3 separate regions of the Homo sapiens genome follow, and all the other regions are linked to region 2. A link is a loop called in an ENCODE intact Hi-C map of the cell type or tissue named here. Cell type or tissue: HCT116. All regions are shown on one strand.

Region 1 (5,000 bases), 1.3 Mb before region 2:
TTGTTAGTATATATCCAGCTACCAATTTCAACATCAAGAGAGTATGCATAGAGGTTAAGAATATATAGTGTGCTAGGTGCGGTGGCTGAAGCCTGTAATCCCAGCACTTTGGGAGGTTAGGTGGGAGGATTGCTTGAGACCAGGAATTTGAGAATAGCTTGGGCAACATAGTGGGACCCTGCCTCTACAAAACATAAAAAATTAGCTGAGTGAGGTGGTATGTACCTGTAATCCCAGCTACTAAGGAGGCTGAGTTGGGAGGATTGCTTAAGCCCAGAAGATTGAGGCTGCAGTGAACCATGTTCACTTCACTGGACCCCATCCTGGGCGACAGAGTGAGACCCTATTGATACATATGGGCTGCGCTCCCGGCTAAACCCCACCCTTAAACCTGGAACCAAGGCCCTAAGTGAAAACAGCTGACCCTGTTTTTCTGCCTAAATGTTGCATTTTGGCCTGCCACACCCCTATCCTGTGCCCATAAAAAGATTTCAGCTGGCAGAGCAACACAAGTGGCTGAGCGCTGAGAATACAAGCAGCTGAATGGTGAGCAGAGAAGCAACTGAGCATTGGAAACTACAGATAGATGTGGTTAACTTCAGATGTGCGACTTCGAAGAGGGGCCTGGCCCTTAGCCAGGCTGCAGGGAAAGAACACCTTCTTCCCGCACCATCTTCTTCGAATTCCCCATCCCGCTGAGAGCCACTTCCATTACCCAATAAAATCCCCCGCCTACACTACCCTTCAATCCATTCGTATGACCTGATTCTTCCTGGAGGCCAGACAAGAACCTGGGTGCTGAGAGGGCAGGGGCTGCCACCTGGGCCCTCCGCTGAGTTGGTTGGCACTTGATCATCCCTGGATGGCAGAGCTGAAAAAGCATTGGTTGTAACACACTTGGATGCTGCTGTGGGGCCTGCACAGAGCCTGCTCCTGCCAGACAGGAGTGACTGGCCAGTTTCAGCGTTCATTACCTCCGGTTCCCCCACTCGTTTGCACACTCCCTTTTACGAGGAGTGGCCAGAGGCAGGCTGAGTGAAACGAGCCACTCCAGTTCCTGCCCACAAAGGGGGTCAAGGGAATTATCTCATCTTGCTATCTCAATAAATAAATAATATATATATAAATATTGTATATATATGTAATGTTGCAGGGTCAAACTATCTGGAATTAAATTTTACCAATGAAACTTACTAGCTATTGACCATGGGAGATTATCTGACCATGCTGTGCCTCAACTTCCTCATCCATAATATAAAGATAATAGCAGTACCTATCTCAAGGAGACTACTGAAGATAATCTATATGTGATTATTTTAAAACATCTGCAAATTATTTGATACTATACTTATCAAAAATCGCAGTCTATTTCTCCTCTTGTTGAACTTAAATGGGTCTTTGGATTTCTTTGATTAATTTAATATGGTAGAAAGGAAGTTGCCTGACTTCTGAGGGTCGGCTAAAAAGGATAACTTCTGCCATTGTCTTGTGGGAAACTCACTCTAGGACTCTTCAGCCACCACATGAAAATTCTGGCTGCCCTGAGGCTGCCATGTGGAGAAACCACCTGAAGAGACCACTTAGAGAGAGATGCTCAAGGAGCCCATCTATTCTGGACCCCAGATGTTTGATTTCTTCCAGCCCAACTGCTAAACTACATGAGTAGAAAACCTTTCAAGATGGCCCGGCCCAAGCTGCAGCCACTGTGTGGCTGCAACTGCATGAGAAACTCTGAGCCCACTCAACCCCCAGATTTGTGAGCACAGTTAATGATTGTTATTGTTTTAAGCTGTTTTTTTCTGGGTGGCATGTTACTAAGCAATAGATAAGTGACTCAGTTACAAAGCAGTAAGGGTTGTACTTAAGAAAAGTTCTCAATAAATGCTCTCTATTGTTAAATCAGTCTTTGCTGTTTGCTTGTGTGTGCCCTTATTAGTGTGTCCATCTCACTGAACCTATTCTATCTGTAAATTACATGTAATAGACCTGGGTTATCAGCCTCATGTGATTTTGATGAAGATTAGATGAGAAAATAGATAGGAAAGTCCTTTGAAAAGTAGTAAAGTGTATAAAAAATGAGTATTACTATCTGTTTTGCACATTTTTTCCTTTCCTTAAATTTAGCAGGAGTTTAATGTTGAGTAGACACTCGTACTCCAAAACTAGTGCTATTTTAAGAGATATTTTTTCTCATATTTTTAAACATTCTCAGGAACTAAATGAAAAATTTGGATGGATGATTTGTTCTGTGTGTACAAAGTTGCCAAATTGACATAATTGTTAAAATCTCTGAGAATAAAATTGTTAACTGCTTTTCATGTTGCTCTACAGCTGTAGCACAAAGTAAGCATATCCCAGATGATTTTGTATTAATTTAATTAAGATCTGATTTCAGAATCTATTTTTGCACAGTCATCTGCATTTAAACATGTCATCCACAAGGTGGAAGCAAAGGTTTTTATCTGAAACAGGCATTTCTTTTGAGGCTTTTCATGGTGCAGCATACAACACATGCAAAGATTTATACTGTTTTTTTTTCACTTGTCTCCATTTCACTTTATTCTTTTTTTTTATTATACTTTAAGTTTTAGGGTACATGTGCACAACGTGCAGTTTAGTTACCTATGTATACATGCGCCATGTTGCTGTGCTGCACCCAGTAACTCATTTAACATTAGGTATATCTCTGCTATCCCTCCCCGCTCCCCCCACCCCACAACAGGCCCCGGTGTGTGATGTTCCCCTTCCTGTGTCCATGTGTTCTCATCGTTCAATTCCCACCTATGAGTGAGAACATGCGGTGTTTGGTTTTTTGTCCTTGCAATAGTTTGCTGAGAATGTTGGTTTCCAGCTTCATCCATGTCCCTACAAAGGACATGAACTCATCCTTTTTTATGGCTGTATAGTATTCCATGGTGTGTATGTGCCACATTTTCTTAATCCAGTCTATCTTTGTTGGACATCTGGGTTGGTTCCAAGTCTTTGCTATTGTGAATAGTGCCACAATAAACATACGTGTGCATATGTCTTTATAGCAGCATGGTTTATAATCCTTTGGGTATATTATATACCCAGTAATGGGATGGCTGGGTCAAATGGTATTTCTAGTTCTGGATCCCTGAGGAATTGCCACACTGACTTCCACAAAGATTGAATTATTTTACAATCCCACCAACAGTGCAAAAGTGTTCCTATTTCTCCACATCCTCTCCAGCACCTGTTGTTTCCTGACTTTTTAATGATTGCCATTCTAACTGGTGTGAGATGGTATCTCATTGTGGTTTTGATTTGCATTTCTCTGATGGCCAGTGATGATGAGCATTTTTTCATGTGTCTTTTGGCTGCATAAATGTCTTCTTTTGAGAAGTGTCTGTTCATATCCTTCACCCGCTTTTTGATGGGGTTGTTTGTTTTTTTCTTGTAAATTTGTTGGAGTTCATTAAACTGAATCCAGCAGCACATCAAAAAGCTTATCCACCATGACCAAATGGGCTTCATCCCTGGGATGCAAGTCTGGTTCAACATACGCAAATCAATAAACATAATCCAGCATATGAACAGAACCAATGACCAAAACCATATGATTATCTCAACAGATGCAGAAAAGGCCTTTGACAAAATTCAACAACCCTTCATGCTAAAAACTCTCAATAAATTAGGTATTGATGGGACATATCTCAAAATAATAAGCAGCTATGTATGACAAACCCACAGCCAATATCATACTGAATGGGCAAAAACTGGAAGCATTCCCTTTGAAAACTGGCACAAGACAGGGATGATGCCCTTTCTCTCCAGTCCTATTCAACATAGTATTGGAAGTTCTGGCCAGGGCAATAGGAAGGAGAAGGAAATAAAGGGTATTCAGTTAGGAAAAGAGGAAGTCAAATTGTCCCTGTTTGCAGATGACATGATTGTATATCTAGAAAACCCCATCGTCTCAGCCCAAAATCTCCTTAAGCTGATAAGCAACTTCAGCAAAGTCTCAGGATACAAAATCAATGTACAAAAATCACAAGCATTCTTATACACCAATAACAGACAAACAGAGAGCCAAATCATGAGTGAAGTCCCATTCACAATTGCTTCGAAGAGAATAAAATACCTAGGAATCCAACTTACAAGGGATGTGAAGGACCTCTTCAAGGAGAACTACAAACCACTGCTCAATGAAATAAAAGAGGATACAAACAAATGGAAGAACATTCCATGCTCATGGGTAGGAAGAATCAATATCGTGAAAATGGCCATACTGCCCAAGGTAATTTATAGATTCAATGCCATACCCATCAAGCTACCAATGACTTTCTTCACAGAATTGGAAAAAACTACTTGAAAGTTCATATGGAACCAAAAAAGAGCCCGCATCACCAAGTCAATCCTAAGCCAAAAGAACAAAGCTGGAGGCATCACGCTACCGGCCTTCAAACTATACTACAAGGCTACAGTAACCAAAACAGCATGGTACTGGTACCAAAACAGAGATATAGACCCATGGAACAGAACAGAGCCCTCAGAAATAATGCCGCATATCTACAACCATCTGATCTTTGACAAACCTGAGAAAAACAAGAAATAGGGAAAGGATTCCCTATTTAATAAATGGTGCTGGGAAAACTGACTAGCCATATGTAGAAAGCTGAAACTGGATCCCTTCCTTACACCTTATACAAAAATTAATTCAAGATGGATTAAAGACTTATATGTGAGACCTAAAACCATAAAAACCCTAGAAGAAAACCTAGGCAATACCATTTAGGACATAGGCATGCGCAAGGACTTCATGTCTGAAACAGCAAAAGCAATGGCAACAAAAGCCAAAGTTGACAAATGGGATCTAATTAAACTAAAGAGCTTCTGCACAGCAAAAGAAACTACCATCAGAGTGAACAGGCAACCTACAGAATGGGAGAAAATTTTTGCAATCTACTCATATACTTTTGATATTGAAAAGAATAGACATAGACAGTCAATCCATTGTTAGAAACTTTTTTACTTGA
Region 2 (5,000 bases):
GAATATGAATGATAGTGCTAGAAAATAACAAAGAAAAACATGAAAAGATTTGAGTGCATAAAAGTTTTAAGTTTGTACATAGCTAAAATATTATAACCAAAATTGAAAAACTACACAATGAAGAAAAAGATCTTGGCACACATATAACAAAAGGCCATTATGTTGATCATATAAAGGAAGATTATAAATAAATATAAAAAGCATTGAAATTAACAGAAACACAAAACCCAACAAACATACTAAAATGTTCAGTCTTAATGGTAATTACAAAAGTGTAAATTAAAACAATGCATCTATCATTTCAAAATTATAAATGCTAAAACTTTTGTTAACAAAGATATGGTGGAATAGCTTCTCATAAGTTGCTGTAAAAAAAAAGTCATGTTTAATAAAAGCCAGTAATTCTACTCCTAGAAATTATTCCTAAAGAAATAATCAAATGTAGGCTGACATTTATATCCAAGATTTCTCATCATAGCATTTCATATAACAACAAAAATGTATTTTAAAAAAACAAATTATCCAGTAATATGGTGAAATAATTTATGGTGCATTCACATAATGGATGATTATGTGGGTATTAAAGATCTTTTTCAATGAATATTTAATGATATATGCTAGCATTTATTATATATATAAAGTTTGAGAATATGAAGGGGTCGAGGAGGAGGAGGGAAGAATTCCAAATTATATACATAGTTATTATAGGATATTACAGCTGAACGGGGGCTCAGATTCTATAGGTAAAAGAATTGTCACCTTTTTCAACAAAGTAGTTGCATTTAGAGCTTAGGTCTATTTGGTGGAGCTGAGTAGTACCATCTGCTTATATAAATGTATACACAGTAAATGGTGCCTCCTGATAAGAAATGAAATGGCCCATAATTTTGAGAATCTAAAGATTTAAAAATCTGTCTGATTCACTAGTGTGGGAGAGGGTGGATATATCCAAGCCAAAGCAGACATAAACAAAAACGTTATGTCCCACAAGGAAACCCAAATAAGAAAGACTAGGCTGCCGATCACCAGAACTGAGATCCAGGGCCTTAGGCATTGAAGGGAATGCAGGTTTCAGGATCAGCATACATCTAATGCTGGAACCTGTTTTATCTCAGCTCCTCACACCCAGGCCCTGTGACACCATGAAGTAAAGTTCTGTGCAGCTCTTAGCATTGTTCCTGGCATGTAGTACTCAATGAATATTTTCCCTGAATGAAAGAAAAAATGAGGGAGTCAATGAGTAAATACATGAATCAAAAGTTGTCTACATGGACCAGACAATGTTGCTGTGGACACTTCAACTAAGCATCATGCTGAGAAATATCTCCTTCAAACCTCAAATTGCAGATCCATAGATATTTTTACCAGGAGCAAGGACAACAGCAAGCAGGGTATTAGGAACTTCCCTAACAGCTGTGACATCATAGTGAAGAAAGTGCCCAGGGGTAACTGAGTCCAAGGCTGAACTCTCCTGGGAGTTAAGAGATGCAGCCTGTGACCCTCAGGGCTACATTCAAGTTTGAGAAGGCAGCCAGAGGAGAGCAACAAGAATTAGTTGAGGTATGAGTGTAGGTGTTCAGGATACTTGGAACAAAGAAACCAGGGAAAAGCCTGCACTGTGTGCTTCTTTGTCAGATTGGTACCCAAGCCATTTTGATTTGGATGTTTAACAGAAAGAGTTTGTATTTTGCAGACACAGGCTTTTACCAAATAAATTATTTAAATTACACAATAACATGCTGTTTGGTAAAAGCAAAACATCTTGTGTAGACACATGCACAAAATCTCAGGCTTGTGCCTAAGATCAAGTGTACACACATGCACATAGGCATACACATGTACACGTATACTTACACCACAACAGGCACAGAGAAACATTTTTGTATTATAAAATTTCTCATTGAGGGCTTTGAAATGATTTTGTAAATCAGAAAATATTTAAAACATAGTTTGTAAGGTGGAAAAGATAAATAAAAGGTGCACAACAGTAAAATTCCTACTTTTCTAAATTCTGTAAGATTTTATGACCACAAGTTCATATTGCATGGTGTCATGCTATAGAACACAGCACAAGAGAGGATTAATAATTCTCCTTTTTGGATCACCTTTGCGGTGCAGAGGCCTGAGGAGTGAGGTCGAAGAGGCTACCTCTGCAGAAGGCGCTGGGGAGGAACCAGATTGATGGGCAGCCCTGGTGGTGGTGACAGCACTGGCAGGAGCCAGCTGTCCAGCAGGAGCCCCACCTGCCTCACTGCTGGGGCAAAGGGAAGCACTGACCCATCCTGACAGCCACGCAGACTGATGGACCAGCGCATGGAAGAAAACCAAGGCGGACTCACAGAATTAGTTTGAAAAAACCTGGGGGACCTGTAGTTCTCACAAATTGAGTGAGGAAAGAACCTGAAAATATGTTTTATTATTGTCATCGAGACCCCAGTTTCAACCCTAGACTATTGTGGCCTGGGGAGAAAGTTTTCAATTGATTGTCCTCCCTGGAGCTTTTACGGTTGTGAAAGAAATAAAGAAACACTTGAAAAGTGAATGGTGTTAAGTCGTACAGGACTAAGTGGGGTATAGGGAATTGACACTAAAATTCCCTATGTAAGAGGGAATTCCCTATGTAAGAGTTTAGAAGAAAATTATCTGAAAACCAAGGGGCCAGAAAATTTTCATTAATGGGAAAGAAATTCACAATACACTAGAACTGAATAAAATGAGAGAACTGGAGATGGGAGGCAGGGAGCATTCTAGTGGCATATTTATCCTACAGCATCATCTTCATGGAAGGTTCTAGAAAAGTTATCCTAAAAGGAAATGGTCACGGTTACTAGCAAGTTCAATCAATCCTTCGTACATAATATATGGTTAAACATCATACAAGAATTATTTATTTTCCATGTAATCTTATAAAAGCATTCAAAGTCGAGATACATTAAAGAACAAAATATCTGCCTAGTGTACCCATTATTCTGGGAAAGAAAAAATGGAAAAAGAGAAAAGGTATAATTACAAAAAACCGGTGGTGCTGTATTTTTACTGCATTTGGAACCACCACAATCTGACAGTGTTGATTGCCCCCTGGTGGTGATATTAGTGAAGATTGGTTTCTTGGGGAATTTTAACTATTTTTTTCATGGGAAATGGTTCCAAAAGAAGAAATGTTATCATTGGCTTGAATTCTTCTACACTACCCCTACATTGATCGGCCAGCAAATGTAGCTCTTTTCCATTTCTTCCCCTCCACTAATACTTGCTTGGTGCTTCCAAAAAGCCCCTCCTTTCACCACAGCTATGGTAAAATGAACTCAGGAGAATTTGTAGATATAGGCAATAATATGGTTAATTCCAGATGGTAAGAAAATGCTATTACATATTTCTAAGGAAAATACTAAACATCATGAAAATCATATGATGTTAGTTGTGGGCTAAAAAAAACAAACAAAACATCAAGAAAATCAGTGGTATGGAAAGCAGGCATATGGACCTCACTCGTCACTGTGAGACTTAGGCAAAAAAACTAATTTTCCTTGAGGCTGCTTCTGAGTTGTAGTGAAGATTAAATAAGTATGCAAAACATCGAGCATAATTTCTGCCATGGAGCAGTAAACATTATTCTTTTCCTTGAATAACTACTGGTACATTTCTAAATAAGGTTCAGAAACAAAATAGATTTTTCAGAAAATTAAAATGCCATACTGATGGAGAATTGAAAATTTCATTATGGAATAATCTATTTTCTGCCTATTGCATTCTGCCTCTTAGTTTTTGTGTGTATCCTTCACTAGCAACAACTGAAAAGAGAGAAGAAACTAGAACTATCATAGTTTCTACCTATCGAACCCAATAAGAACTCAGTTCTCTGCTCCTTGCTTGTGGGACACCAGCAAACTAAGAGAGTTCATTTGTCCTTGGTGAGATGAACAATATAGAGTTTTACCTAAAGTGAAGTTACTAAATTAAAAGATTATCATCGATTCTGAGATTAAATATTTCTTACCTATTTGGTGCTCAAATATTCCTTTGTTTGAGACAGAGTTACACTCTTGTTGCCCAGGCTGGAGTGCAATGGCAGGTGACCTCGGCTCACTGCAACCTCCGCCTCTGAGGTTCAAGAGATTTTCCTGCCTCAGCCTTCCAAGTAGCTGGGATTGCAGGTGCCCACCACCCTGCCCAGCTAATTTTTTGTGTTTTTAGTAGAGACGGGGTTTCATCATGTTGGCCAGGCTGGTCTTGAACTCCTGACCTCAGGTGATCCACCTGCCTCGGCCTCCCAAAGTGCTGGGATTACAGGTGTGAGCTACCGCACCCGGCCAAATATTCCTTTTTATGAAGCACTGGTGGTGTGACTGATGGTTTGGATTTGAAGGGTGGCTTGAATGTCTCACCATGTAAAAAACATCACCAACCTTAAACTGACCCACAGATTTTTAGTCTATGAAATTACTGAAGAGCTACTGAAACTTACTGAGAGAGGAGAGCTGAGCAGGTTGGAATCCAGAGACAGGTTGACCAGGGCCTCACTGCAGGCTCTGTTAATTACAGACCGTGTGATTTATGTGTGCTTTGCTTAGTGACTCTTAATTCAAGATGTAATTAGACTCTTTGTGATTGAAATGTTATTGATCATGAAAACCACAGATCTCAAAATTCCTGTACTTGCTGATCTCTCAAGGTCCTTCCAGCACTGCTTTTTAGCCTAATACAAGGACATGCACCTTGGTTCCAACCCCACATGATGCCAACTTGGAAAAAAACACTTGAGTGATCAAATTAAACTTGACAAACTAAAAACAGTAGAGATTCTTTATACTCTTGAGCTAAAAGGTAGAGGGACAGACTTGCTATGTATAGGCATCCAGAGAAAGATATTAGAATTCTAACAGAATGACTTCTGTGTCTGCTTATTACACAAATATTATATGCTGATATGTACATGAAACAGTTGTTTCATCACTTCTAAAAACATAAACTGCTAGTCATAAGTTTTAAAAATGCTAAAT
Region 3 (5,000 bases), 720 kb before region 2:
AAAGAACTCAAAAGAAATTACTTAGAAACAGGAAATGAATCCTTGATATTCCAGAAGAGATAAAAGAATACATTGCATCTGTGAAATAAAAATCAAATGCCTTGAAAAAGAAATACTTGAATAGATCTCTTGAATATTAATGATATGATAGCAAAAATGAAAGGTTCGGCAAGTGCAACAATGGACAATAGGAGAGAAAATCCAAGCTACTAATGTCCCAGAAAGAAAGAACACTGAGGAACACGGGAGAATTTTTTTCAAAACAAAAAAAATACAAGAAAATCTTCCAGAGATAAAAGATATACATTTTATTTATTTAAAAGTTTGTGTCATTTGCCACAACATAGATGAAACTGGAGGAAGTTATGCTAAGTGAAATGAATCAGACACAGAAAGACAAATACCATGTGACCTTCACTTGTTTTCTAGATTCCATATGTGGAATCTATAAAAGTGGAACTCACAGAAGTGGAGACTAGAATGGTGGTGATTAGGGGCTTGGGTGAGGGTGAAGGAGTAATGGAAAGATGTTGGTCAAGGGGTACAAAGTTTCAGTTAGAAGAAACATGTTTTTGAGATCTACTGAACAGCATAGTGTCTATGGTTAATAATTATGAAACTGATATTTCAAAATTGCTAGGAGAGCAGATTTGAAATGTGTGTACCACAAAAAATGATAAGTATGTGATGTGATAGATTGGTTAATTAGCTGAGTTTAATCATTCCACAATGTATGCATACATCAAAACATTACATCGTACCCCATAAAAACATACAATTTTTATTTTTCAATTAAAAAACTCTATAAGTACACAGCACAACGATGAGTAAAAATGAGCACCAAGTCAATTTCATCACTGGGATTTCAGGACACTAGGAACAAAATGACGGTCCTACAAACTTTGAAAGACAAAGAGACCAAAACAGGTCATTGAGAAAGAACTGAGAATCAGAATGGCAACTGACTTTTCAACAGCAACACTTGAGTGTAGATAATAATAGAACAGTATTTTTGAGTCTGAGGGATGATATATTATAGTTTGGAGTAACAGTAAATCCCAGAGAAGAGAAACGTAGTAGGAATTCCAAGGAGGATGATGAAAGGAAACCCTAGGATGAAAGCTGGTAAAAAGTCCAAGCTGGAGCTGGAACACAGAGAACTCTCTGTTCTCTAAGACTCTTCCATTTCTATGGAGACTAAAGTGACAGGATACTTGGATGTTTAGTATTTTGAGGGGATTGATACTGAGAAAGAGAGTTTGGGAATGAATTAGGGAAAAGTAGTAGAAGATCAAATACATAAAATCAAAATATTCATTTATTCTGGAAGAAACGTTACAAGAAAGAAACCATAATAATCAATGCATGCTGTGTGACTCAGGTATTAAGAGAGATACATGTTAATACAAACCCTGAATATTGCGATCAGTAAAAGGTATGTTAGGTCAGTAATGGGAGTAGCAGGGAAGGAGAAAGTGTGGCCTCTGGGTGTGCATTTGCGGAGTGGTCATAAAATAATACAATCTTCAGATTTCACAGTGAAAATTCAATGTATAATGTCTAACCCACCTCCCAAAAAAAGTCAAGGAATAGAAGCAAAAACATTTGACTTAGATGGAAGCAAGTAATTACCAAATATCAAAATAAATATAACAGTTGAAAGTGGTTGTTTTTGAGGAACAAGAATGTGGTGAAAGGCACAGAACTGCAGCTTTATATAATTCCTGTGAAGTGACTTGACTATTTAAACCATGTCTATATAGAGCTTTGACTGAAAATAAAATCAAAACTAAAAAGAGCTAAAGGCAGTGAAGTCCTGATTTTGACCTCCAGATATGATAGTTAAAATAGATGCTTACAGTGGATGTGTACACTCTTGAATATTGCACATTCGTCTAATAGGTTTCGGCTTTTTGTTGGCCTCACAGAAGCTGCGATGGACCATTTTATTATCACTTTTCCTACGGCATCCATATTTAGTGTACTGGAAACCTGGAAAAGGAAATAAAGTTCTTTGGATTTAATCACTTCTTCATGCTGATAGTTACTTGATTATTCACTTACTCATTCATACATTTATTCATCCATTCAATAAATATGTATTGAGTGCATACAAACCGGCACTTCAATAGGTGCTGAAGGTCCCAAAGAACATTAAATAAACAAAAACTTTTACCTTTTCAGAGAATACGTTTGATAAATATTGCAACTGCATGCATGTTAAAGAACTAGACTCTAAATATACACAGTCTAGCATGAGAGGTAGATACGAAAACCACTGTGACAATACTTAGTGACATAGGCTTTTAGAAAACTATGTAAATAACTTACAGTAGAGGGCACCAAAGGAACACAGAGGGAAGAGATCTGTAACTTGGAGGGGAGGGGAAAGCTTAGAGGATCAGTACTTTTCTTCAGCAGAATACTGAAGTTCAAATAGTATGGGGTAATGGAAATGAAGCAGAATTATTCTCCAAGCAAAGGAAATAACGTGTGAAAAACTGCGGTTTCTTCATGTGGCTAGAGGATCATGTGTGAAGAGTGCACGAGTTAGGGAAGGATCAGATCTTGAAAGCCTTCAGTGTCTAACAAGTTTCTGGACATTATCCTGAAGGTTATAGGGAGTTACTGAGGGTCTCTCAAACATCAACTTTTATATTTGTAATTATGTATATAAATTTGAAAAAATTCAAACCTATCCAAAAGTTGTAAGAAAAAACAATATTTGTATACCTTGCATCTAGATTGATCTTTTGTGACTATGTCACATTTGCTATATTTCTTTATATATGTGTATGTGTGTAAATATACATATAATTTTGCTGAACCATTTGAAAGTTGAGGACATCCTGATCCTTCACTCCTAAATACTTCAGCACAGATTTCAGAAGTACATTCTCTTATATAACTATAATATAATTCTTAAAATCAGGACATTTAACATAGACATAGTGCTATTATCTAACATACAGACCTATTCAAAAATGTTCAGTTGTCCCTATCATGTTATTTATGGCAATCCTTTTCCAGTCAAGGATCATATGTTGCGTTTAACTGTTATGTCTCCAGCCTCCATCAATCAGAAATAATTACTGAACCTCTTTTTGTCTTACGGCATTTACTAGTTTTGAAATTTAAAAACTATTTGTTTTATAAAATGTTCCGAAATTTGGGCCTGTTTAACTGTGTTCTAATGATGAGATTCAAGGGATTCATTTTTAGAAAGAATGCTACATAAAGTGATGTTGTGTCTTCAGGGCAACATGTTAGAAGACTGAAGGATTTTAATCTGGGAAATAATATAATTTTACCATTCATTCATGCATGCATTCAAGAAAAATTACCCTGTAAATTAAGGAAGAGAAGAACATCAATATTAGTTGACTAGTTAAAAGGCTATTGCAATAATCGTCCCTCCCAAAGTGGTGACTGGAGTCTGGTGAAGAAGGAATAGATGTGGTAGATATGAAGAAGGTATATCTGACAAATATTATGACCAAGTAAATGTTGAGAGTACAGCAGAAGGGAGGGTCCAAATTAAATAAGCATCTTGTAATGGATAAAGAGATGTCATTTAAAATACTTAACTATTGTATTCTTCCCTCAAGAAAACACTTTAGAAATACAGCCTTGAACTTAAAATTATAAAATAAATAATTTACACAAGCACTGCCTAATACAAATTTTGTTCTCAATTATTTGCTGTCATTTTTGTAACAGCCTCTTGCCTTCTCCTGCCCATGGTGGGAAATTGGTAATGGAGCACTTGTTTAGAACTAGAGGAATGGATGATGGGAGAAATTGAGAGACATTAAATCCAGCTTAATGGACTCTGGAGAGGGAACGGAGGCAGCACAGTGCAGTGAGTGAGAGCATGTGTTCAGAAGCCAGGTTATCTGGGTTTGAATCCTATGGGCTCTGGGCAATTATCTTCTGTGTGCTTCAGTTTTGCTACCACTTTAACAGAGATAACAACAGTACCAACTGCGTAGGGCCATTGTGAGTATTCATGCATTGATATATAAAGCATTTAGAACAGTATCTGGTTTCAAATACATAGCATAGTCAGTTACACAGTCATGTAACCAATAGCTCTTTTGTTATTAACTCTGGTAGAAATGCAGAGAGATACAGAAAGCAAAAGTAGGTAAGAAGAAAGATGAGGACCAGAGTACACTGAATTTGGGAGAGTTTTGGAGTTTGGGAAGAATAAAGTGATTAAGGGTACCACTACAGTAAATGCAAGACAAAGGACCTGAGAGAAAAGGGCAAGAGGATTTTAAGGTCTGTCACTGTTATGAAAGGAATCCTATGATTTGGTGATTCTGAGATTTCAGTAAAAATGTTTTGTATTGATGTTTTGATGGTTATGTTTGGTGTTTCTCAGATTGTGGCCTCGATTAGAGACAGCAATAAAGGTAGAAGCAAGATTGGTTTTTATATGCATTACATTTTAATATAATAAATGTGTTCAATGGTTACCTCCACCACAGGGTTTGGAACACTGAGACCAGCTCTTCAAAGCCCACTCAAAAGTATCTAATTCTTCCTGGATGACATTGTTGCTGTTGATTGTAGGTACAGAGTCTTCATGGATGATGTACTTATATGTCAGGCTAGAGCGGGTATCATTTTCTTGAGGTATAATCTAACATACACATGAAATCAATATGTAAATCACCTGAGGGTTTTAAATTTTGAGTGTAAAATTACAAATATTTCAGAATATTGCTCTTATTAAAACTGAAAACTTTCAAATAGTTTCAAAAATTATAATGTTTTTATTTCTATAAACCATAGTGCAAATGTGCCCTGTTTAAGAAAAAGATGAAGTATCTATAAAACTTTTAACATAAAAGTGTTAAAAAATACATACACTGAGGAGTAAGAGTTTGTATTATAAAAATAATAACTTTATAAGGTTCACTGTAGGTTTCCTTAAATTATATCATCTCCTTTTTAAAGGATTTTAACTTTTAAGTGTAAAGAATTATAATTAA

What was found. A loop is a pair of places that touch in the nucleus more often than their neighbours do. Peaks named below come from ENCODE experiments on the same cell type or tissue, not always from the same donor. Only the 100,000 strongest peaks of a DNase experiment are listed, where the experiment ranks them.
Region 1: it touches region 2 in a loop (12-fold over the local background); 6 of 110 quality-filtered maps call a loop at or near these places.
Region 3: a loop joins it to region 2, with 3 times the contacts of the local background. A loop is called at or near these places in 28 of 110 quality-filtered maps.

Annotation. Positions count from the first base shown.
Region 1 is chr4:71,730,462-71,735,461 of GRCh38, forward strand. No RefSeq gene overlaps it. Among named protein-coding and RNA genes, the nearest start is that of GC, 51 kb to the right of the region's middle. In HCT116, a CTCF peak has its summit at 2,452 (motif pointing right); a DNase peak (open chromatin) is centred at 2,437.
Region 2 is chr4:73,016,573-73,021,572 of GRCh38, forward strand. No RefSeq gene overlaps it. Among named protein-coding and RNA genes, the nearest start is that of COX18, 51 kb to the right of the region's middle. In HCT116, CTCF peaks have their summits at 3,071 (motif pointing left) and 3,271; a DNase peak (open chromatin) is centred at 3,069; H3K27me3 peaks cover 468 bases.
Region 3 is chr4:72,293,795-72,298,794 of GRCh38, forward strand. ADAMTS3 (ADAM metallopeptidase with thrombospondin type 1 motif 3) reads right to left here. Exons shown (of 22, transcript NM_014243.3): 18 at 4,483-4,648; 19 at 1,860-1,992. Among named protein-coding and RNA genes, the nearest start is that of NPFFR2, 260 kb to the left of the region's middle. In HCT116, a CTCF peak has its summit at 2,321 (motif pointing right); a DNase peak (open chromatin) is centred at 2,347.